3 separate regions of the Mus musculus genome follow, and all the other regions are linked to region 1. A link is a loop called in an ENCODE intact Hi-C map of the cell type or tissue named here. Cell type or tissue: left cerebral cortex. All regions are shown on one strand.

Region 1 (8,000 bases):
TCCACGCTCAACAAACCGTGCACTAGGGAATGTGCTCCTTTTCTAGACTGTGAGTACAGAAAAGTCCTCTGTGTTTCCCCTTTGAGTTCAGGATTCAACAAATTCCACCATCGAACTCTTACTAGTAAATAAGCTTTTTGTTCACCTGAAGTCAATGCTGGCACTCTGATGGAAGCTAAGGCAGGCCAGGCTGAGCAGAGAGGTCTGCTAGGCTAAGTGTAGCCTACACATTCCAACAGACAACAGTTTCTCTTTATAACAGGCTCACTGGATGTATCACCCCAGTGAAAGTCAAAACCCATGCACCCTCACGTTTTCAGATGAATACATGTGAGATAGCTTGGTCTACAGTGCAACTCTCTCAGAAGGATGTCAATGTACATCTAAGGTCCTATGACAGTGGCCATACAGCCCACCTTCTACCTCTGCCCAAACCCCTAGAAACAAACCCTCCCTCCTTTACCTGCAAAACTCCCCCTCAGACTCCGGCAGCACCAGCGAGGCTGTGGGATTCTTCACCAGGTCAGCCACCGCAGGGTCCTTGGCTGTCATGTAGAAGAAAGGGATCCCTGTGCTGTTGTGGACGGGGCCATCACTGATGGCCAGGCAGCTCCCAAAGGGCAGTCCTTGGATCTAACAAATACAACAATAACAAAGACAACAAGGGTTTGTGGTGGCAGAGCTACGAGTAACAAGCTGGGACCAAACTTGGTGTTTCCCGCTGGGACCGTGCTTGGACCACTTGCATGCCTCGGCGGATTTCACAGGGAGAATATTTGGGCTCTGTGGTCCCAATCTAAGCAACTCAAACCAGTGATGCTTTCAGAATTTCCCTGGGGGTGGGGCTGCGCGGGGAAGTGTATTCTGTCTGGAAGCTGAAGGGTTATTCTAGACGCTGACTTCACACAGTGAATGTAGCCGTTTTATTGAAGGGAGAGGACTACTAGGCTCTTGGAGAAGAAGACAGTGCTGGGCCTTTCCCACAAACTCCTCTTACATAACCACTGTGTTCCTCATCCCCTGCATTCTTTATTAAACTTTGGGGGATAGAACTTAATTAATTTTAACAAACTGCTTGGTCTTTGGAATGACAAGAATATTTTAAATTGCTTCAGATGGGGCAACAACATTTCTTCATCTATTTCTTCATCAGTTGTATGTTATATTATGATCAATAACTTTTCTTTATATAACTGAACAAGTTATGGGAAAGTGTTATGTTAGATACCATTCTAGCATAAATGGAAGCCACAGCAGCATGATATACTGATCTTTGCTTGTGCTCACCTAGTGGATGCTTATGTGACATTAAATTAAAGTGTTTAGGTCTTAGCTTTCCCCAAACTCTGCCATCCCTGCTTTGCCCCTTACAAAGAACCCTCCTGTTAGTGAAGCCGCCATTGTGTTCCAAGCACCTGATGTGGTGGGCAAGATTCTGAAAGGAAGGGCTTTAGTAATTTAGAAAAATGAAACATTAACGAGTTCTCCAAACGGTAGTATGACATCACCCACAGATTCTATTTCCAGGCTATCATGAACCGCTCAGCGGTTCATGCAAATGTTCTCTGAATTTACTGTTTGGATTCAAAGTCAACACTGGAAGAGCCTAAAGAAGCCAACAAAAGAGCTGTTGGAGGTCAAAGCAGCTTCAACACAACGACCCGCAAGGAAAGTGGATGGTTTCTCTTGTACATGTTTCTGTGAGGCAGGGCCGGGACATGTATCTAGAGTTGGCTCTGAACTCACAATTCTCCTGCCTTAGCTGTGTTAGCATGGGCCACCCAGGCTGACTGGCACCCGGCTTCTTCGTTTTGTGTGTGCCTAAGTGTGTGGTACTTCTGCATAGTGTGTATTCATGGCGGTCAGAGGTCCACCTCCTGGCCTCCCCATGTCTTTCCTCATGGTCCAGGACTGTTGTTTGGTTTTTTTTTTTTTTAAAGAAAGAGTCTGTCACTGGCCTGGGACTCCCGAAGTAGGCTAGGTTAGCTTGCCAGCAAACCCTAAAGATCCACCTGTTTCAGCAGACTCAGCACTGTGACCATAAATTAACACCACCCTGCTTGGCGCTTTATAAAAGAAAACAAACAAGCAAACAAAAGAACTCGGGTTCTGGAGGTTGAATAACACAGACTCTCAATCATTCTACAGCCGAGCCTCTTCCCTAGCGTCAGGCAGTAGATTTCTAATTGTCTGAACTGATTTGTTGTAAACCTAGAGATTAGCTTCATACTTAAAGTCTGTATTCTCTAAGGTATATGTTAAACGTGTAAAAAGTCTTTGAACCCTGGGAATACAGAACTGGCTTAGACTCAGATGTAGAAAGAGAACAAGATCATTGCCATTATTAGGATAAAGTTGTCATTAGATAATTTTTGAAGAAGAAGAAGAAAGAACTTTCAAGCTCTGCCCACCGAATTTCTTAGTTTTGTAGATGTTTTGGCCAAGCTGGGGTTAGTGAGACCCAGAGCTGTGGCAAGAACCAGACTCCCACACCGCGGGATACATAACAAAGCCCTTCCCTGCACAGATTCAACAGGGGCTGGGCCCACAGCTCTGTTTACCAGACAGGACTAGAAGCTTTCTGGAGGCTATTCTTAGGGAATACAGAGCCTCGGCCCCTCTCCATGCCATTCTGGGTGGAAGGAAGCAGGATAAAATGTGAATACAGTTTTGTGGATCGAAAGAGACGAACTGCAGCTGAAACAGCTCCTCCAGCTGTTACCTTTTGCTTAAGCCCTCTTTCTAAAAAACCTGAGTTCCATTTTTTTTTAAAGTGTAAATGTCTACCGGAGTGTGGATGGCGTTCCTCTTCCACACCCACTTGGTGTGGGAGGCGGTGCCAGAGTCTGTCTGCAGGACTGTCGGAGCCTGCAGGGAGCTGGGAGCTGGATGCGCCTCATCTGTGATTCCAAAAGCGATCCTGCCTACGTTCCAGGTTTCCAGCTTGTCACTGTTTATCTGATCATCTCTTTGGCCATTTTAGTACACAGGGATTCAATCACTAACCACGAGACTGTTTCCCAGCTTCTCCTTCCTCCCCACTCACATGCACTTGGCCAGATGGACCGACCCATGCACACGCTGGTTCCGTTATTCACAGGGCATTCACAGCCTATGAACCTGTGAAACCGGAGTCGCCCTGCGTCCTGGAAGGGAGACGCGCACCGCCCCCGCGTCCCGACCTCTGGCTTACCTTTTCGTGGGTGGACACAGTGGCCAGACAGCCCCAGGAGCTAGCGTGGGCTAGGGAGCGGGCGGTGCCGGCATGCACCCTGGGGCCAGGGGATGCCTCAGATGAGCCGCTCTCCCGCCGGTAGGAGAACATGCCACGCGCGGCCGGTGCGGGCCTGGCGCGGGCGGAGCCCCGAGGTCGCAGGTGCGTGTCCTCCTTGTGCGCCGAGGCCGGAAAGCTCTGCTGCCAGATGCTACTCGAGTCCTCCAGCAGCGCGGGCAGCGCCTCCTCAGTGGATGCACTGTCCAGCTCCTCATCTACCTCGTTGGTGACAGCCCAGGACACGGAGCTCACGATCACGTAGCCGGCGGCTGGGGACAACAGGGCGCTGCAGCATAGCAACCAGGACAGGCGACTCCCTGGCCAAGCAGGACGCTCCCTGCCGGACAGCGACATCTTCTTGGAGGCGACGCGCCCTGTGGCGGGGACCACTGACCAAGCAGCGGCCAGCCAGGGGCGCCCCCCTGCGGCGGAGCGTGCGTCGGAACCCTTCTCCTCGTGATAGGATTCCCGGGTTGAGGGTCTCCAATCAGTCCGGGGGCCGGGGTTCCCTATTGCCTTACACTCCCGTAAGAAGCGAAGTCTGCTGCACGACCAGAGTCCCCTGCGTCCACCGCCGCTGCTGGGCGCAGAGTCCACGCGTGTCTTGGTTTTCCGCAGGATGGCAAGCGTTTTGCAGCCAGAGGGTGGGCGTTCACAGCTCAGGCTCAATGCACTCCTCCGCTCGTCAGCTGTGCGACTCTACCAAGCTGATTAACTTCTCTGAGCCAACAAGAAGGGCATCACCAGGCTCAGTTATTGCACCCCATCACCTCCGCAGAACCGGGAACCACAATACACCCACATCTTCCATCACTCACCCAGTCAGCAGTGTCCTGCGGTTAGCGACACAGACTAATAGAACTTTATTGTTGTTGGGTGTTTTGTTTTGTTTTTTGTTTTTTGTTTTTTTTTTTTGTTTTTTTGTTTTTGTTTTTGTTTTTTTTCGAGACGGGGTTTCTCTGTATATCCCTGGCTGTCCTGGAACTCACTCTGTAGACCAGGCTAGCCTCGAACTCAGAAATCTGCCTGCCTCTGCCTCCCAAATGCTGGGATTAAAGGCGTGTGCCACCTCTGCCCGGCTTAATAGCGTATTTTAAAAACCATCTTGTTCCAGTAAGAAGTTTAATAGATATCAAAATAACTTCAAAGTAATTATAATTTCTTACCTGTTCTTATGATATCCAGTCTTTGTCCCACCATGGAATATTTTCTATCGCTTATATTCCTAAAATGCAAGAGTCCTGCACTAACTGGTTCTATAAGAAAGTATCTTGAAATGGGATTTGAGTTTTTCCTACATGTCTTCACTGTGCCCTGCTGTGAAACTCCTGTGACTCTTCCTGGATGCCTGGATGTCAGCTGTGAACACAGCTGGTCTCTTTCTCTTTGCATGGGAACTTCTTGTCTCTCCCTGGATGCCCCTGGCTGCTCTTTCTCTCTCTCTCCCCTCCCCACCCCCCACCCCACAACCCCTTCTCTGCTCTCCGTCTGCTTTGAAACATTGATGGTGTCTTCAGTTTCTCCCCAAGACATCTTGTTTACTCTCATGGCTTCTGCTGTTATCGGCTGCTGCTCTCTCCCCAGCTTCACAGACCCTCTTATCCCCTGTTTAGGGGAAAGATGTGTTCCATGGTCTTGAGAGGCACAATGGGGAGTCATGGAAATACTACACACTGCAGCCAGGTATGATGGCACACACCTGTTATCTATCCTAGCACTCGACAGGTGGAGGCAGGAGATTCAGGAGTTCAAGGTCAGACTTAGCTAGGTAAGCAAATTTGAGACCAGCCTAGACTACATGAGACACCACCTCAAGATCCACCATAAAAACCAACAACTCCTCCTCCCTGAAATACAAATTAAAAATAATCCAGATCTTGTCCTATCATGTTCTGATTGTGGGATAGTGGCATGTCACTGTTGCCTCTACAAAATGGGGACGGTTACATCTCCCCCACCGGGGTTTGGGTGTCAAGCCTGACATCTCTAGTTTCAGGGGAGAGCTTATCCTCAGAGGAAAAAGACGATGAATGTTTCAACCTCAGGAAAGGAAAAGGGATTGAACTGATATGTCAGTGTGGGGAGAGGACCTGCAGATGGTAATCTCAGTTCCTCTGTGGCTCTCACGGCAGGATCAATCCACCTTCTCTTTCCTCATGCCTGAGTTGGCCAGCTATGGCAGAGGCATGTGCCTCCTCTGCTGGAATGAGTTCAGCTGTAGAACCTCAGAGGAGTCCCACAGATCTCTTTTATTTCTATGGGTATCGAGATGTTGTATTGTAAAAGCTAGAGAGGGTATATTTGTACAGATTCACACGTCACTCCCGTGGACCTGTTAGAGGTCAAGACGTGGACTTGAGTGTATTTAACTTTGCTAGTTAATTCTGTGTAAAAAGTTGTTATGGGATGTCAAACTGGCTTAAACGCCAATTATACTATCAGAGTGTAAGAGCTCCTATTTTCTTCATTCTTATCTATTTAGATTATTGTCAGATTAAGAGACGTTATTGGCTCTTACCCATGTCTGGGAGAAGGGCAATGATAGGTACTCATTGACTTATTTGCTTTAACTTGATCACCAGTTGTATTAGCTGCCTTTTCTTCACTATGACCAAATTACCCAACACAGCAATGAAAGGAGGAAAGGTTTATTTTGGCTCCAGAATTAGTAGGATTTGGCCCATCATGGCAGGAAGGGCACAAGGCACAGAGAGGTTCATGTCGTGGCACATCAGGAAGCAGAGAGAGGGGAATTCTAGTGTTACCCTTTCCCCCATTTATTCCCTCAGACACACGCAGAGCTGTGCCTCGCCATCTTCTAGATGATTCTGCATCCAGTCAGATTGACAATTAAGGCCACATCACTGGAACAGGTTGTTTTCTGTTTAAGGATGTTGGCTCCTCACCCCACCACGGTGAGAGGCACAGCATCAAAGCTCTCCTCTTCACCATGGGTAAGAGGTCAGCTCAATACTATGCACCTTGCTGCGCATGCATCTGTAGAACATTGGTGTCCTGCCATCCTCCAAACATCAGCTTCCTGTTTCCTTAGCTCAGCCTCTGACAGGCATCACATTGCCTTCTGTTTTGATGAATTTGACCATTTTCATGCCTCAGACAAATTCAATCCTGCAGAGGACTGGCTAATTTCCTTCTTTCAAGGTTCACCCATGTTGTGGCATCTGACAGGGTTTTCTTCTTTTAAGAATAATATTCCACATTATTTGTGTGCTGATTTCTATCATTTGTCTATCAGTGAACATTTCAGCTGTTTCCACTTGGTGGCTATTATGAGGTATGCTATCATTAACTCAGGGGTCTAGATATATGGTGGAGGTGTTAAAGTGAAAATTCTGTTTGTTTGTTTGTTTGTTTGTTTGTTTGTTTGTTTTTTTGAGACTCAGTTAGGTTATAATGATGCTTTGCTGGGCAAATAGGTGAAAGAATGTTTTGCTAAAACAGACCCAAGAAAGAATGTTTTGCTGAAGGAGACACAGGTGAAAGGATTTTTTGCTATAGCAAACACGTAAAAGGATGTGTACTGCTTAGAAGGAATATACAAATGACCCTACAGTCAGTGGGAGCTCTAGTATTGGTTCACTTTGCTCTGCCTCTCTAGTCTTTACTGGCAATACACATGTATTGGTTCACCTTACATTGCATTGCTGAGTTCAACTTGTGGTGGCTTCATAGAGAGAAACTCGCCAAAGAACTTCTTGTGAGGTTCCTGTGGCTTCTTGCTGCTTTTGTGGACTCAGGCTGATTGGTGAGCCTAGAGGTTTCTTTTGGGTTGAACCACAGCTGCTGATTCATGTGTGGTATTGTTGGAGTTTGTTAAAAGATCCTCACTCACAAAGACCACAGAAATTGCCATTGCTGCAAACCTCATGAGGATTTTTATTGATCCAACATGTTGAGGATCCCCCTCTCAGCATGCAGGCCAGAGGAGAGACCCAGAACAAAGAAAGACACTTTTTATACCTTTGTAAGGGGCAGATTTGGGTATCAGGGTAGCTGGCTTATTCTAATTGGTGTAGAAAGTAACCTTTCCAGGCATTGGTTTGTTTGCATAGTGACTACCTTTGGCCTAGTGGCTCACTTTGCTTGCCCCCATGATGGGTTATTATGATTTGGTCAGCAAAGCAGTAGTACATTTTGAACTTATGGGTCAGCTATTAAGTTATAGCTGTTAACGTCAGGGGAATCCTAGCAAGGTCAGGATGGTTTGTGTTTTTAGGTTTTTTTTTTTTTTCCTCAGAATTCAGTGTAGGGCAGGGTGGGGGATTGCTAATCTTGTTATGGTAATTTCTCTGAGAACAGCTAATATTATTTTGGCAGCTGTAGGCTTAATCATTTTGACCACTAAGACTATGTTTTTATATTTGTTTAGTATCCCGAGCTTTTGTCCCCGCCGGCAAGAACACACTCAGGACAACCGGAATCTTCTGCGGCAAAAGGCTTTATTGCTTACTTCTTCAGGAGGAAGAGAGCGAATGTCGAAACCCCGTCCCTTTTATGGAGAATTGTCCTCAGCCTCGGACGTGTCGCTCCCTGATTGGCTGCAGCCCATCGGCCGAGTTGTCGTCAAGGGGAAGGCAGAGCACATGGAGTGGAAAACTACCCCGGCACATGCGCAGATTATTTGTTTACTACCTAGAACACAGGATGTCAGCGCCATCTTGTAATGGTGAATGTGAGGGCGGCTCCTCACAGTTTAGTCAGCCAG
Region 2 (8,000 bases), 75 kb before region 1:
GAGTAACAGATACGAACAGTATTTTTACCAGGCCAAATTAGTAACAGAATTTCAAGTTTTCCCATGCCAAAAATAAAATGCTAACTGTTTTCTTCTCACATTTTTGTGTTCCCCTTTCTACCTTGTCAAAAACTAGACAAACACAGTGGTAAAGATTTACACTTGTACAATAGCTTTAACGTCTACTTTAGTATTGTCTTGAAGACAATAAGATAAGAACTACTGAAATATTTAAAGTAGAAGGTTAAATTTCTGGTGGAGAAAACTAATTTAGCAGCAATAATTGATCTTAAAATTCCAGTAAAAGAATCTCCTAAACTTTCACGGTTTTTTTATAAGTAAACTGCCACATTCTAGCCACTTCTCTTCCCCTGGAGAATCCTCAACAAAACCAAGGTGTAGCACAAGCCCAGTTTAACCTCTACAGTGGCTCCTGCTCTACCTGTAGACACTGTCATCAATTTTTAAAATTGTGTGTTGAATACACACACATGCATTCAAGTGATGTGTCCAAGGAGGCCAGAGGAAGGACTCAGACCTCCTGGAGCTGGATTACAGGTACTGTGAGTCATCTGTTATGGAGGTGGGCCGTGGGCCGTGACCCGGGGGGCCTCTGCAAAGCAGTACTCACAGTTAACCACTGGTCTCCCCAGCCTCGGGCAGGCCTCTTCCACACACCTTGTCTAATTTCTTTATAGGTCTCTCCTCACTGACAAGTACCTCCTGTTCAATTTATCAGGTTTTGAAGGCATACAGCAGGGATGACCCCATGGAAAGTTTCTTCATAAATGAGTGGATTTGAAAAACAGGCTTGTCTTCCAGGACTACAACTGAAATGACCCAGCAAGAGGAGTTAGGGTAGAGGAAATTAATCTGGAAAGTAAGTGTCTTGTTACACAAAATAGAAAGTTTTGGATGGCTGGGTTAGGTTGGATGAGGAGGATAAAATTCACAATGGGACACTATATAATTATAAATATTTTGTATAATTTGGTTTTGTCAAAAATTTGGAGGCTTTCAGGGAAAAGAGACTTGTAGAAATGGCTCTGTGGTTAAGAACACTTGCTTTTTAGCAGAAGGCCTGATGATTCCCAGGACATAACCCCAGTTCCAAGGGTCCTCATCTAGCCTTCACAGACATCAGCCATGCATGTGGTACACTGACATACATGTAGACAAAATACTCATCACACAAAAATAAACTAATAAGGAGACAAAGAGAAAAGTTAAGGACCAGCATGAGCTATTTATCACAAGTAAACATAAAAACACAAAACAACAAACACTTTACCTCTACCTCCTCCCGAAAAATGGAGTAAATAGTACAGAACACTCTTGCTGAGAGAACTCTTTTGCAGCTTTTCCATGTGAGTTCATTTCAGATCTTTTAGTCTTTTGTAACACTACCTCTGCTACACACAAGTCCTAAGCCCACCTACCACACATATACACGACTTCCTAATATCCCGAACCTGTCCGTCAAGATCTTTCTGGGGAGCTGTCTTAGCTGGCCCCATCTTCTATGAGGCTGTTAGGATGCCACTTCTGGCTCCTTATGGCACCAAGATATATTTTAAATTCAAATGTGAAGTTGTAGATTATTTGAGAGCATGGTATTACAGATAATCAATAATTATCTATGCATCAAAGAACATTTAATATGCATTTCCGGTACAAAATGAATATCTCTTAATATATGGCTTCTCTAAAGTTGGTTATTTCTTTTCCTTTTTTTCTAAAACTTAGTTCTTAGAACTAGTCACAGTGAAATTTTAATTTATGTCTTATGCTTCCCATCAATATTGTGGCCATTTTCAATGGCCTTAAAAGACCTGAGTAATCTTTAAGGTTTGTAATGTGGTCTTACCATTGCCAGTTTTTTCTAAATGTCTGCAGGACCATTCAGGTAAGCGGATTAATGGGCTGGCTAAGATACTCTTCTGTATCTCTGTAACGCCCTTTGACTTGATGCAATTCAAGCCCTTTCTCCAACCTTCTGCCAATTGTTTAGCACATAGTAAGTAAGATTCAAGGATGTAAAATGTCATACCTAAAACGTCATGGCGAAAAACTTCAGCTGGAGGAGCATGTTACTTATTAACCTCCAAGAACTACAGTAAGTCCAACTCTACGACCTTAATGACTTGGCCTTTATCTGCTTTCCCCTATCTTGGTCAAGATAATTTCTACAACTTATCTTGGGTACCAACACCCAGCCGCTCGATAGGCTTTCTAAGCACCTGTGCCTATAGTTCAGTTCAGTATAAACTTTTCCGGCCTGTGAAGTTATGTTTATCATTACTGACAGACCATAAACCCAACACAGGCAGACACTTAGGTATTTCCAACAAGCAGGTACAATGCTTGGCCCAAAGGGTCTGCTAAAGTTAGAATGTAAGGTATTAAAGTTAGAAAGTAAGTCCTTACTGCTGTTCTGAGAGTGTGATCTTAAAGTACTGATTCTTTAAAATCCTCCATTTCAATAATGACTTAAAATTTTAAAGCTATGTAGTGCTAGATTCCAGTAAGAGAAGCAATGAGTTTCAGAAGAACTGGAAAACTATTCCCTACAACATAGGAAAGTTATCAGTATTCAATTTTAGAAGCACACTTCTACCTGTTTCATAGAAATCCAGTGTTACACAGAAGCACTAAGAACAGCTCAATCAGTGGGGTTTCCAGGCTTCAGCTACATTTTGACTAAACGGAGGAAACCAATCTAAGTCTAAACAGCCTCAGTGGCTCTAAAAAATGATATTCAATCAAATTTAAATAAGGTCTGTCAAAGCTGGCTTCTCCCATCTTAATTCTTCTCAAGTGCCAGATTATCAATACCTGGTACCCAAATGGACTAAGTTCTATGAGAGCTAACTTCCCCATCTTTGCAGTGTCTACAGCTGAAGATCAAGGGTCTAACTTTATTTCTAGTTTTTCCTGTTTATCAGTCACACTGCTACCAAATTAATTTTCCTTTGGCCAGTGGTTCAAAATGCTAGATAATTTTGTTGCTCCCTGTAGTTCTGGCAAAATCTCAAGGTATTTCTGATTGTTACAAGTGTGGGGAAAACTTCTAGAATGTGGGAAGGCAGGAATGTAGCTAAACATCCTGTAGGTCACCAAGTAATAAAGGACCAAGTTTTAAAAGGCTTTTGCATGTTTCTTTAGGGATCTAACTTAAAGGGACTCCAGGAAGATTCAGTCACTTGCATGGGTACTTTCATGAACTTTCCAAAAGGTAATGATCCTCCCTTTAAATAAAACAAAACAAAAAACGGCAACTATTATTATCCTAAGAAAACTAGAAAGAAGGCAAATAATGGGGAAGGAAGTGTCCCTCCAAAGGAAGATTCTAGTCAACATGATTGAGGTGTTTTCCTGGGTCCAGATAAATTATATGTCAACAATATAAACAAGAAAGATTGCTGAGCCATGTTTAGAACAAGAGGTGTCTGCTTGGTAGGATGTCAATGTCATTATCAAAAAATGCAGAAGGGTAGAGTTAGAAAATTGTAGGGTAATGAGCTTGTCACTGAAAAGAAAACGGTCTACATTAGATGTGCGTGCATCCACACATGTACACACCCAACATCGAGGAGTCACACCGGCCTATCTTCGCTGACAGAACTTAACTTGGGAACATATATCTGGGATGCTAGGATCTCTCAGGAGCCTTGTGGAAAGATGGTGTGTGGACAGTGACAATTAGGCTGATTTGCAATCAGCGGACTAACTGCCTGAGTCAACACCACCGCAGGGACATCGGTCTATTCTCACCCACCACCGTGGTCCACAGCCAACAAACTCTTGAGTTCTTAAAGACCCGACTTCTCTGGACATTTCTCCATTCTAGCAGATTACTTTCACACCATTTCAAGTGTTCCTTACCTTCTCTTACTTCACCCTGCTATGCTTCTGCAATTTATACCCATTTCTCTCCTAATCTGGAGTCAACCAAGAAAAAAAGAGTTGATCTGTACTCGTAGCTCACTTCCTTGTCATCAAATGGCCATCATTCCCAACCGCGTTAAAAAAAATGGTTAAACCCAAGGTCACTTTTCTGTCTTTATAAGCTCTGTGTCGCATGCACACCAAAACAGAACGAGAACAAAAATGCAGTACAGGAAGAAAGATGTCTTAGCTAGTAGCAGAAACTTAAAAACCCTAATCACAGGAAATTCAGAATGAGTCAACCGTGTGATGCCTAAAGCTAATGTGATCTTAGAAGGCACAAGAGAAACACAATCAAATTCTGGGTCCCCGGAGAGAACTCTGTCCCAAGGATGACATTTTGCAAACTCATCCTTGTCTGTCCCCTGGAACAGCGTGTTTAGAGGTGGCCTCCTGACAGAGGTAGCAAGGCCTTTCTTTCCTTCAATGAAAACAGTTTAAAAAAAAAAATTCATCTGAATTCAAACTGTCCAAACCAGGAGCTAGTGCGATCACCCTACATGCGTCGAGAGAGAAACTACAGCAAGAAAACCCAGGTTTTTTGATCCAGGGTTTTGAAAACACTCATATTCGCCTCATCGAGAGGAAGAAACCACATCGAGTAGCCACTTTAGGTTGGTGAAGAGACAATGCGAGCCTGGCGGCGCCAGCCGTCCACTCCTACACACTCTCCACTCAACCAACTTTGGGAGTCCGTGAGCCGACCTTAGGAAGCGACCCGGGTTCGGGAATCTGTAGAGTTACTGAACTCCGTAGGACCTGCCACCGGTGTGTTTGCTACTCCCCGGCCGAGGGCCCTTCCCAGCTTTCTCACCCTCCCGAGGTGAAGCTCCGATCCTGCAGCGTGTGCACGCACTTCCCTCTCCACACCACCCGGGGAACCACCAGGCTCGCCCCGGCCGCGGCCAGCGGCCCAGCGCCCGGCCTGCTCACCCGCGTGAGACATGGGCTCGGTGGCGTTCCCGTTGCTCTCCAGGTTGTAGACCACCACGGCCGAGGCGTTCCTCCGCGCCGCCGCCAGCACCTTGTCCTTGAAGGTGCAGCCGCCTCGCGCCACCAGCGCCACCCAGGGCGCGTTGCCGAGGGCGCCGGGCGCCACGAAGCGCGTGTCGGGCGCGCAGCCCTCCGCGGGCGCGGGCGCGCGCGGGACGCCCACCAGGCCCTGCCTCTCCTCCCGGAGCGAGCTTTCTCCGAAGCGGCCGCTCTCCGACACGCTCCACACCGTCAGGTTCGACTGCGGGTCCACGTATTCGATGCTCACCATGGCCGAGTACCACTCGAGCGCCCCGCCGCCCACCCCGGGAGTACACAAGGCCAGCGCCAGCACCGCGAGTGCGTCCCGGGCTCCCACGCCGGCCGCGGGCCGCCGCCGCGCCGCCATGGCCGCCCGGCCGGGCTACTGAGGAAGAAGAGCGCGAGTCAGAACGAGGCGACTCACTCCAGGCTGGCCCACAGCTTTGAGGAGACGGCGGCGGCTCGCGAGAGACCGCCGAGCGCGGCGGGGGCGGACCCGCGGCGCACGCGCACCTGGAGGGGCGTGACCGGGGCGTGGCGACGGAAGGGGTGGGGCCCTGCCCGCGGGCGTGAGGAGTGCGCAGGCGCCAGGGTCTGTGCCGCAGGGCTGTGGGCGGCCGAGCTGAAGCTTGCAGATGCTGCAGAGAGTTGTGCAACCCTGCTGCCAGAGTCCCCAAGTCTGGGGAAGTTTGTGCGCTCCGGGTCGGCCAGCGTGGGACTGCGGTTGTGTAAAGTTTCTCAGAGGGTGGAGTTGACTGTGCAAGGCACGCGGCAAAAGCCTGGCTGCCTAAACCACTTAAACAAACAAGCAAACAACAACAAAAACCACTAAGTCAAGTTGTCCAGATGCCTTTTGTTACAAACTCTGTAATATATTAAATTCTTTGTTGCTCTTTTCTCAATGGTTGCCTTCGAGCCCTTTCTTCCTTCTCCTTAGTTTATGTGTGCCTCTGTTTGGACGAAGACGAAGGTGCTACATTAATCAAAAGGGGGGAAAAAGGGGAAAGGATTTGTTTGGAGGTAAATGGTGGCTGATAGATAGTCCTTCGACAACACAGTGGGTGGATACTTTCAGTGTACCATTAAAAGATCCTGAACACACTAAACATAGTTAAATGCAAGTATGGTAACTCTGCTCCGGTAAAATCTTGAGTAGAGCTGAGATTTGAGATGCTCTGGTAGATCAACCCCAGCGAACCTGAAAGGTATTTCCTTTGAAGAATGTGAAGTCTGACTAGACCCGAATAAACACAGGAGATCTCTCCATAACGCTGAGGAGACATCACACCCGAGTTACCAAATATCAAAAGACATTTAAAATACCTCTTCATATATGAGCTACTGAATATCAAAATGTATTTAAACCTAAGAAGTGGACACTTAAGTGATGGACTTAATGCATAGCTATACATTGTTAGGCACTATTCTGAAGACATACACACACAGGCATATACTGTGACAGACCTTCAACTCATCCCTAAGCCTGACTTATATTATCCTTTTTATCTGAGGGGCCTCAGGTCACCTCACAGATCTCTGTTGTATTGGTCAAACCAGTTTCTCCTGAGAACCAGTTCTATAAAGGAACACCAAGTCTTTAATTACACTGGACTTTCAGCAGAGGCCTGCTTCGATTCTGATGGAGCAACTGAACTCATGATTTCAAAACTCACTCACTATGCCGTTGTGCTGCCGCATTTCTGAACCATGTTCCCTGTGAGGCTTGCTCATGTTGTTTCCCCCTCTTTACTCAGTGTGAGCAAATGCCAAAAGTCCCCTTTGTGTGGCAATAAACTGTGTGATTCGTGAAATCATCGTCAGTCTCTTTATTTCTACCAAACAAACCACTAAGGAGCTGGAAATGAAGTTCAGGGCTTTGATTTCTGATTGACTCACTAGTCTTCCTTCTTTGTGCAAGAGTTTATAATTACAGGAAGTAGTTTGTTGGGGCCCAGACCAATATGTTTTAGGTTAGACCTGGTTCTTTTTATCTTTTGGATTGCATCTGTGGTATGAGACACAGCCTGAGTTCCAGCTAGGAGTAGCTTTAAAGTTAAACCTCTTCTCCCACTCCCATTACTAAAATAATGTATTTATTTTTATTTTATGTATGTGAGTGTTTTGCCTGCATATATATCTATTCACCATGTATGTTTTATGTCCCTTGACTAGCCCTGGAACTGGAGTTATAGACTATTGCCAGCCACTATATGGGTGCTCAGAATCAAACCTAGGTTCTTAACCACTGACCCATCGCCCCAGCCCCAGGAAAGCATGTTTTAAAGGCCAATAGGATTTCCAGGTTAAGGCCTTTCCCATGTTTTAGACCCAGAACAAGATGGTGTGTTTCAGCCTGAGGAACACTCCCGAGAACCCCTGGCGCTGTGCTTCAGCAATGCAAAGGCTTTTAGTTCCCAGAACACAGCGCTGTGGTTTCTTGCTGTCTGACACATTATTTCCTTCTTCCTGAAATGACCTCTTCCTTCTGCCTCTTGTTCGGGCAAACACTACATTGGTTTTGAAATTTTAACCCTTCAGCTGTTTCTTCTGTAAAACCTGTCTTGGCTGACCATGGGCTAACAAAAGCTCGGTTTCCCATGTCACTTGTGCATAATATGTATGCACATTAATTTCATGCTACCAATACTGATTTCGGAATAAGGTTTGGGGCCTTCATAAGGGCCAGGATTTCTTGCTTGCTCTCTTCGAGTGCCAGCTTCAACTAGCAGTATGTTGGGAGCATGCAGATGTAAGTTTACTCTGACCAGTGGGGAACGGGGGCTTCCAAGTTCTAGGCTAGTGAGTGTGAATCTCCATGTGATAGCTGGAGTGGGATGCAAACCTGCAGAGTTTCTAAATCCCAGTCCCTCCAATGATGTGTTTATAAAAAGATAAAGAGAAGATGGGATATGTTCTATGGGAGTATGTGGTGAGGTGTGGGGGAAGGGGGTGTCTCTGCAGGCCCATGCCAAGGCAACCCTTCCCCCTGAGGGACCAGCCACATGATGGTATAGTATAGAATAGATAGAATAGAGTGT
Region 3 (8,000 bases), 89 kb before region 1:
AAAGCCATGGGTCAATGCATATTCTATGAAAAATATGCCTAAAAAAATTAAGTATGTATTAATGTCTTAAAATAAATGTTTGCATATCTTATAAAGGAAATAACGCATTTTACCAACACACCCTGTATAAAGTGAGCCAACCACACATTAACATGAAGTCCACCTACTTGTCTAAGTTATTTTCCAGTCTATTTCCCACTTAAGATTTGGACTTAGTGATGCTTTTTTTTTTCTTTTAAAGTGAAAGCTCTTCATTAAACAAAAATATGGTAGATCTATTTCCACCACATACTAAATCGTGTGTGTGTGTGTGTGTGTGTGTGTGCGCGCGCGCGTGTGTGCGCGCATGTGTGTGTATGAGCGTTAGTCTATGGTTTTGAGATTAGGGTCTTGCTATGTTACCCAATTGGCCTCGAATGTGCTATGTGGTCCAGGATTGCCTTGAACTCAGACTCCTTGTACCTATGCTTCCCAAGTGCTGGGATTCTGTTAAGCGCTACAATGCCCAATCATTTTCATGTGCTTCAGTAGAATACTTATTCTAAACCATTTAGGCTAACAAAGCCCACAAATAAGGTACCAGTAATAAACTAATCCCAAGTTGATAATATCTTCTTCAAGTCTATAAAGTGACTCAAGTGGAAATATATATTAATCATCTGAGTGGCAGAAAAAATGGTTATTTCCATTTACACATTTTATAAGCCTACTCTTGAATAAACATCTGTGCTACCAGAAAGGCGCACGCACACACTTTCTTTCCTTGTTGGTTTATCTTGGTTTCCTGCCCCTCTTACATGTGTGAACTACAGGTTTTGAAACCAGACAGACAGAGCTCAAACCCCAGCTGTGTGACTAGACAGCATGACCACAAGGAGCTGTATGTCTCCTACTCTCTACACCTACACCATCAGCTGTTCAGTGTCTACATATACTACTCATTATAATTACTCTGCTGAAGGTTTTCTTTAAACAAAAATCTGCCAGTACCATTAAAAATAGTAATTCTTAAAAAAAAAAATAGTAGTTCTTAATTGTGAAACACTCTAGTTCAGTTTGTCATTCAACCACAAATTAAAACTCACTGACCGAGAAGAAATTGTCCAAAAACAAGGAAGAAACTTCAGTTTTGTTGGGGATGTTTTAACATGTTGCTTAGGAGAAAAGTGGACAAAATAACAACCCCAATGAGGAGAGCAAGTAATGTGCACAGCTAACACATCTGCACAGGTCCAGCATGAGCTCAGTGCAGCTGTCAGCACCCCCCCTCTCTTCTGTGCACTCTTGAGCATCACTCTGAAACCTGTTCTAAAACCAGCCTAAAACTCTTCCAATGCTCGTGTGCAGAACATGATCAACCTATACTGACCTCAGTTCACTAAATGCCCTCGTGCTGATCGTTTATACACACTGACAGAATTTAGCCAGGCGTGCCTCGGGGAACTGTTATTATTGTGGTACTCATTTTATTTCCTCATCAGAGGTATCAAGAATTCAATCTACTAAAAAGTACCATATACATAGTAAAATATTAAAAAAAGAAGCTAATACAGTACTCTGCAACTTGATTCTAAAATATGTAAAGTATAATTGACATTTATTAGACTTTTTTTTTTAAAGAAAAACATCTAAGTTCTATACATAAAACAAGCCCTTTTGCTAATCAGCAGTTCTTTTATGGAGGTATGTTTTTGAGACAGGGTTTCTCTGTGTAACTCTGGCTGTCCTGGAACTCACTCAGTAGATCAGGTTAGCCTCAAATTCAGAGATTCCCCTGCCTCTGTCTCCCAAGTATTGGTCTGAGTGTACCACCTCCTGGCTAATCAGCAACTTTTTTAAACAAAATGTTTTAAGTCAGTTAAAATAACAGATTATTAAAAATAAAATGGCTACTTCCCAGTTTTAAGTGCATCTGTGCTACTGAAACCTCAGCAAAGGGAGGGTACTCATTTCCTACAGCTTCGAAAGGAACCCACACTCAGCAAATAAGTAAAGGCAAACTTCTGTGGGTCTGACCCTGCTTCTGGGCCACTTGAAGGCTCTCAGTCCTACGTTCTTGCTCCTTTCTAGTTAGCATGTGCTCTGCATTACTGGGTGTGTGAAGGAGTCTAAGCGAGCCTTGGTAAGACTAAAAGCCAATGCAAGACAAAGACGCACAGCAGCTCTTAGTGGTCACCTACAGGTCTCTGAAGACAATAGGAAAGATGAGGTAATCCAAGATCATAATGACTTCCTGTCAGAGAACATGGAACCCTTTGTCAGAACAGTGAGACTTGTTAAGTAATTTTCAGTATCTTAGTAGGAAAAAAGTATTCATACTTGCATGGCAGGATTCTGATAACATCTTTGACTTTAAAGTTTTCAATACACACTGCACAATTCTCAGCATCGACATCAATTCCCTGCAGAGAGAGAGGGAGAGTCACATGTACACACACTGCACATACAGCAACAATAAGTTAGAAAACAATGAAACCGACCAAAGCAATGGATCCTACTACTCTATGCTGGAACAACCGGAACCTAAAACATATTTCCTTCTTCCCGCTAGCAGTTTTTTAAAGAAACTGAATGAAAGGTGGAAAGAAAACCACTGTCTGCCTAGCCCAGGCACTAACAGCGTTTTGAATACTAAGTGTCTGAAGAAGTATTAGATGACTAATGGCTACAGACAAGCAAATCACTGTTTTTAGAGGTCTTATTCCCAGGCTGACCTCAGGCTCGCTGTGTAGCCAGCGGTGACCTTGATTTTCTCATGTTCCTGCCTCCATCTTCCAAACATCTGGACTGTACTCAGGAATCACCAGGCCCAGTTTTATAGATAGGGCTGGACAATGGATTCAGGACGTTTTCAATGCTAGCTAACACTCTAGGAAGCTAACTACATTCCAGCCACACCAGCTATGATGAAAAAAAATTTTTTTCAAATATAAAGCATAAAGGGAATGAATATTCAAATAAGCCATTTGGCTTCTGGAGTTATTTAAAAAGAAATTTGTATCTCTGAAAGAACAGTTATAACTTAGAGAAAGTACAACGACTACACATCTGAGATTTTACTTCATTATTGTTAACCCCCAGCCCCAAATTAGAATGAGCTAACACCTTTGCCTAAAACATGAACAAACGTATAGAAGCAGCCATATTAGCAGTAGGGTGGGAGAATTGACACTACTTCTACACCTCAGAGTCTACAGGTCCTAGGCTTTCTATGAGTTAGGACACATCAGTGGAGCCAGGACAGCTGAGGCTCTGAGACAGGGATTCAGAACCTCATGCAGCATGCGCTCCTGAGGCTGCCATGTTTGGTAACTTCACATTACGAAACACAGCCCCACTACCATTGAGTTATTATTTAAATATATCCTTAGCCACCTACAGCAATTAATGAGGAAGCAGTAAAAACCAGATTTTTGTATGTATATAATACCATTACCAGAGACTATTAAAATTAACTTATAAGAGCATTTGAAACTCTCTGTTGTGGTATTTTATAAAAACATGTAGTTATTTTTGTATATGTACCCCATGCGCATGGAGAGGCCTTACAGGCCAGAAGCAGGAGCTCCTCAGAGGAGAGGCAGAGCAGAGGCAGGTCCTCTGCAAGAGCAATTAGCACTCCTGACCACTGAACCATCTCTCCAGCCCCTTAAGTTATATGATGTGGACTGGAGAGATGGCTCAGAAGTTAAGAGCACTGACTGCTTTTCCAGAGGTCCTAAGTACAATTCCTAGCAATTCCACACGGTGGCTCACAATTATCTGTAATGGGATCTGATGCCTTCTTCTGGTGTGTCTAAAGAGAGTGATAGTAGACTTGCATACATAAAATATATCTTTTTTGAAAATAATATATGTTGTGACAAAATACTTTCACTTATATATCATATATTATACAGGAAGCCTTTTTAAAATTTCTTAATAATTTACAAACTTATACATTATAAATAAATCCACAAAAAATTAAAATAAATAATCACTTGTCTTCAGGACTGGGTAAGATGCTGACTGCACACAATCATGTTCCTGTGTTAGTTCACAGTGTAAAAACACTCCCAACCCAGACGTGTATGTCACAGACACACGTTAAACATTATTAAATGTTAAACATTCTTTTGACAGTTTTAAAACAAGTTCCTGGTATCATACAAATGTTTTGTATAGGAAATATTGAACAAATGTTGGATATAGGAAGAGAATAGTATCAATTTACTTATATTCCCAAGAGCTTGGCTCAGTGAGTTACACATGAGTCTGTCTCCTCACACGTAAGGGATGATACTCCCTCCTAAGGAGAGGAGAAAACAGGAGGAGCAAGTGCAGCAGTTTTAATGGGTACTGATTCCTTCCTGCAAATGAACTGAAGAACAAATACATTTTTAGAAATCGGTTCTCACAGCCTAAGACCAGCATCTAATTTATAAATTACTAGAAGGACATTTTCTATTAATTCTTATGAAAAATTCTACACATACTCTGCACGACTAGTTATTAACTGGAAACTTACTTGGTGATTTGCAGAGTAAGAAATCAGTACCTTGCATCAACTATTAAAATTCCATTATGTTACAGTGTAAAAGTTACTGGGGGCTGGGTGTGGTGGCGTACGCACATCTTTACTCCCAGCACCTGGGAGGCAGAGGCAGGCGGATCTGTATGAGATCCAGGCCAGCATGGTCTACAGATTGAGTTCTAGGACAGCCAGGATATACAGATAAATCCTGTCCCGAAAACAACAACAACAAAAGTTATTGGGGAAGGAATAACCCAAAGCATATGTTAATCCTAAATATATCACAGAAGACATTAATAACAGATTTCTTTTTTTTTTTAAACCCAAAAGGCCTAAAGTGTAATGTCTTTTAAAGAAAGTCCTTTATGTGGACAGAGGAAGAGAAGTGCAGACTGGAAGGTGAGACTCAAGCTTCCTGAGAGCACTGAGCAGTATGGGAGCACTTGAGTCAGCACAGCACTGCAGGCGACGCCCGCTACGACAACAATGCTGGCAAAGCTTCCCGCTACAGGTATCCGAGCAGCCAGGCTCTGCACTGCTCCTTAACTGCTTGTAGTCTCTGACTGAGAGGGTCAAAATGGCTCCTTTTTAAACATGTAGTTTTAAAAATCTCCTTTCTCTCCTCTAGAAATGTTCAGTACGTCCTTGCAGGAACTGAGGGGCTTGGAGAGAATGCACACACAGATTCAGGTTCAACAAAATGTTCACAGGACTCAGGTGCACACTTTTTAAAAAAAGCCCAGCATCTTTACAGTCTTTATGGGCCTACAGGGACTTTCAAAGTTGGGAATATTGGCACACTGTCATTAGTAAGCACACAGAATGTAGGAGCTATCATTTAAATCAAACTTAACTCATTTAACCTTTTTGGGAAGGGGGTGCTGGAGCTATCTAGGAGTCCATGCATGCTAAGCTAAGCCGAGCTCTACCACTGAGATACACTGTTCTGTGACTGTAACTCATTTACATGTAACTAAGGGCTGCCACGATGGTCCTTCACTCATTATACTCCTGTCAACTCTCCTTTCGACCTGAGACACACACATGAAGACCTAACGAAGCATCAGACTCGTTACTGCCGAACAGCAGCCTGAGAAGGAAATCCTCCTCCAACACAAACATCCCCCAGTGTGAGACAGATAGTGCACAGGAAAGCATTACCTTCTCGCCATGCTTCACAGTGTGTAGAGGGAGCTGGCCAATAACCTTCTTAGTCTCCTTCCTATGATTCTTGGGGAGGAAAAAAGTATTATTAAATAGTCTGTTTAAAGTAACCCACACACTACAGTTTATGAAAATAGCTCAGAAAAAAACATTAACTTTTAATATATAAAAGAGCCATATAAACATATAAGCTATTTTATTATTATCATTACCATTATTAAGATATGATGCTTCACTTTAAAGCCCTGATTGGCCTTGAGCTTGAAGCTACCCAGGATTACAGGCCTGAGCTACCATGCCCAGCTAAGAATATATTTATTTACTTACTTGCTAATATGCAATAGTGAGATTAAGGGCCTCACAAATGCTAAGCAAGCACCTTACCAAGGGCCATATCCCCAACCCATGCTTCTAATTCCATACCCTTTTGTGTGTGTGTGTGTGTGACATTGAAATGGAAGTCAAGAACTCTAGCACTCTAATCATGAATTGTCATTTAGCCACACTTTTTCAACTTCCAGAAAACAAGTCCTACACTTAAAAATTGGCAAAAAGTAATGATGCCCAGGAAGAAGGTACCATCCACTCTCCACCAATGGTGCCCGAGAAGAAAGAGTCCTGCCTGGTTATCAGGCCAGGAACCATACTGTGCATTAGGCCCTAGTGTGCCACTGGAAGCCTCTGGCTCTTCTCTATGCTGCTACAGAGGAAGAGCCTGCCTTCAGATTGATGGCCTGTCAGACACAAAGCAGACACAAAGCAGCCCTCGGCCTTATGTCAAGCAGAAAATGGACACGTGTTCATGCTCACATGCCCTTTGTCTAGTTCCCTCTGTCTACATAAAGACAGAGGGTATAGGTACCTGCAGAAACCAAATGTATAAAAAAGTAACCCAATTAAAAATTTTATCAAAATCATATGACTTCAATAAACAAACTGAAATTAGTGTGGTTAAATGTAACTTCAAGTAGCATATAGATTATATTTATGAGCTATCATTTAAAAATCAAAATGAAATTATCCGTAACTACCTGACTTCCAAACTGTGAGCCAGTATACAGGAAGCGCTGTATATAATAGAATATCAGCCATGCTAATGAGATGATCATCATGGTGATGAAGGCGATGGCCACAAACACCACAGACTGACCGCTGATGAACTCCTGCATATGACGAGTACCAATCTCTATCCGCATTTTTACTGGAATTCCTTTTTGCACCAGATCAAAAATTTCCCGTCCTTTTGGGTAGCTAATCATAATGACGACTATGTTTCCTGTTCCTGCACAAAAGGACAAAGCAACGAATAAAGAAGACAAAAGTTAGGTAAAGTTAAGAGTATGTTCATCAAAGTGCACATTTGAAAACTTCAATAAAAATGAATAATTTTCAGAAAAACATTTTTTAACTGCCAAAACTGATTCCAAAAGAGAACAGAGTCTGACTGAAGTGAGAAAATCACCAGGAACTGTTCTCCCTAAATCTATGACACGTGAAGATTCACAGATGGTTCTATCATCAGACCTTTAAGAAGCACAAAATATTAGTGTATTTAAACTGTTCCATAGTTTATTAAAAATAAAAAAAGGACACTTCCAGGTACATGGTCAAAGTCTAACCCAGAGGTGGAAACAGCAGACTCAGCTTTAAGCTAAGCCTGGACTGTACAGTCAATGAAGGCCAGCCCAGCTATACAGTGAGTCCCTATCCCAATGGCCGGCCCAGCTACACATCGAGACCCTGTTCCAGAAATCAAAACCCAAGAGCTGGGGGCTGGGGTTCAATGGCAGAGTACTTAACTCCAGAACTATAAAGATGTCTATCTAGGATTATAAAATCAAACATGGTAATAAAAAGCAAAAGAATCACATGGATTAATTTCACTTATGAATATGAATGTAAAATTCTTTAAACATGTCCATCAGAATTAAAAACATGTCTATAGAGTGAGTTCTTGGACAGCCAGAGCTGCACAGAGAAACCTGATCTCAGGAAAAAAAAAGAGGGACTGTGAGAGCTCTTCTGTGATCACTACCAGTTTTTTCCTAAGTCAGTGGCTTACTATGAAGACCAATCTATACTGGAACTCACTCTGTAGATCAGGCTAGCCTAGAACTCATGGAGATCCACCTGCCTCCCAGCCCCCCCAATCACCAGAGCTGGGATTAAAGGTGTGCACTACCCCGCCCAGCTTGTGCTCACTACTACTTAACACTGCTTTGAAGACCTGAGAGAAAAGAGGCAGAAATCTTCAGTTTATTATGATATGACTCTAGCTATAAATACAGCAACCACAACATATCAACAGATAAATTTAAAAAAA

Evidence for each region. A loop is a pair of places that touch in the nucleus more often than their neighbours do. Peaks named below come from ENCODE experiments on the same cell type or tissue, not always from the same donor. Only the 100,000 strongest peaks of a DNase experiment are listed, where the experiment ranks them.
Region 2: a loop joins it to region 1, with 4 times the contacts of the local background. A loop is called at or near these places in 5 of 42 quality-filtered maps.
Region 3: a loop joins it to region 1, with 3 times the contacts of the local background. A loop is called at or near these places in 6 of 42 quality-filtered maps.

Annotation. Positions count from the first base shown.
Region 1 is chr1:39,647,313-39,655,312 of GRCm38, forward strand. It overlaps Creg2 (cellular repressor of E1A-stimulated genes 2), which reads right to left and starts at 3,870. Exons shown (of 4, transcript NM_170597.4): 1 at 3,194-3,870; 2 at 464-633. The coding sequence starts at 3,628. It overlaps D930019O06Rik (a long non-coding RNA gene), which reads left to right and starts at 4,156. Exons shown (of 2, transcript XR_001778897.2): 1 at 4,156-4,957; 2 at 7,665-8,000. In left cerebral cortex, a CTCF peak has its summit at 3,668 (motif pointing left); DNase peaks (open chromatin) are centred at 1,504, 2,060, 2,866, 3,315 and 2 more places; H3K4me3 peaks cover 3,468 bases; H3K27ac peaks cover 3,122 bases.
Region 2 is chr1:39,571,946-39,579,945 of GRCm38, forward strand. It overlaps Rnf149 (ring finger protein 149), which reads right to left and starts at 5,402. Exons shown (of 7, transcript NM_001033135.3): 1 at 4,882-5,402. The coding sequence starts at 5,329. LOC115485772 (a small nucleolar RNA gene) reads right to left here and starts at 1,930; the gene lies at 1,801-1,930. In left cerebral cortex, a CTCF peak has its summit at 4,853; DNase peaks (open chromatin) are centred at 4,261, 4,762, 5,125 and 5,526; H3K4me3 peaks cover 2,454 bases; H3K27ac peaks cover 1,876 bases.
Region 3 is chr1:39,558,374-39,566,373 of GRCm38, forward strand. Rnf149 (ring finger protein 149) reads right to left here. Exons shown (of 7, transcript NM_001033135.3): 2 at 6,709-6,959; 3 at 5,675-5,743; 4 at 2,320-2,402; 5 at 1-38. Among named protein-coding and RNA genes, the nearest start is that of Snord89, 14 kb to the left of the region's middle. In left cerebral cortex, a CTCF peak has its summit at 3,747 (motif pointing left); DNase peaks (open chromatin) are centred at 845 and 3,722.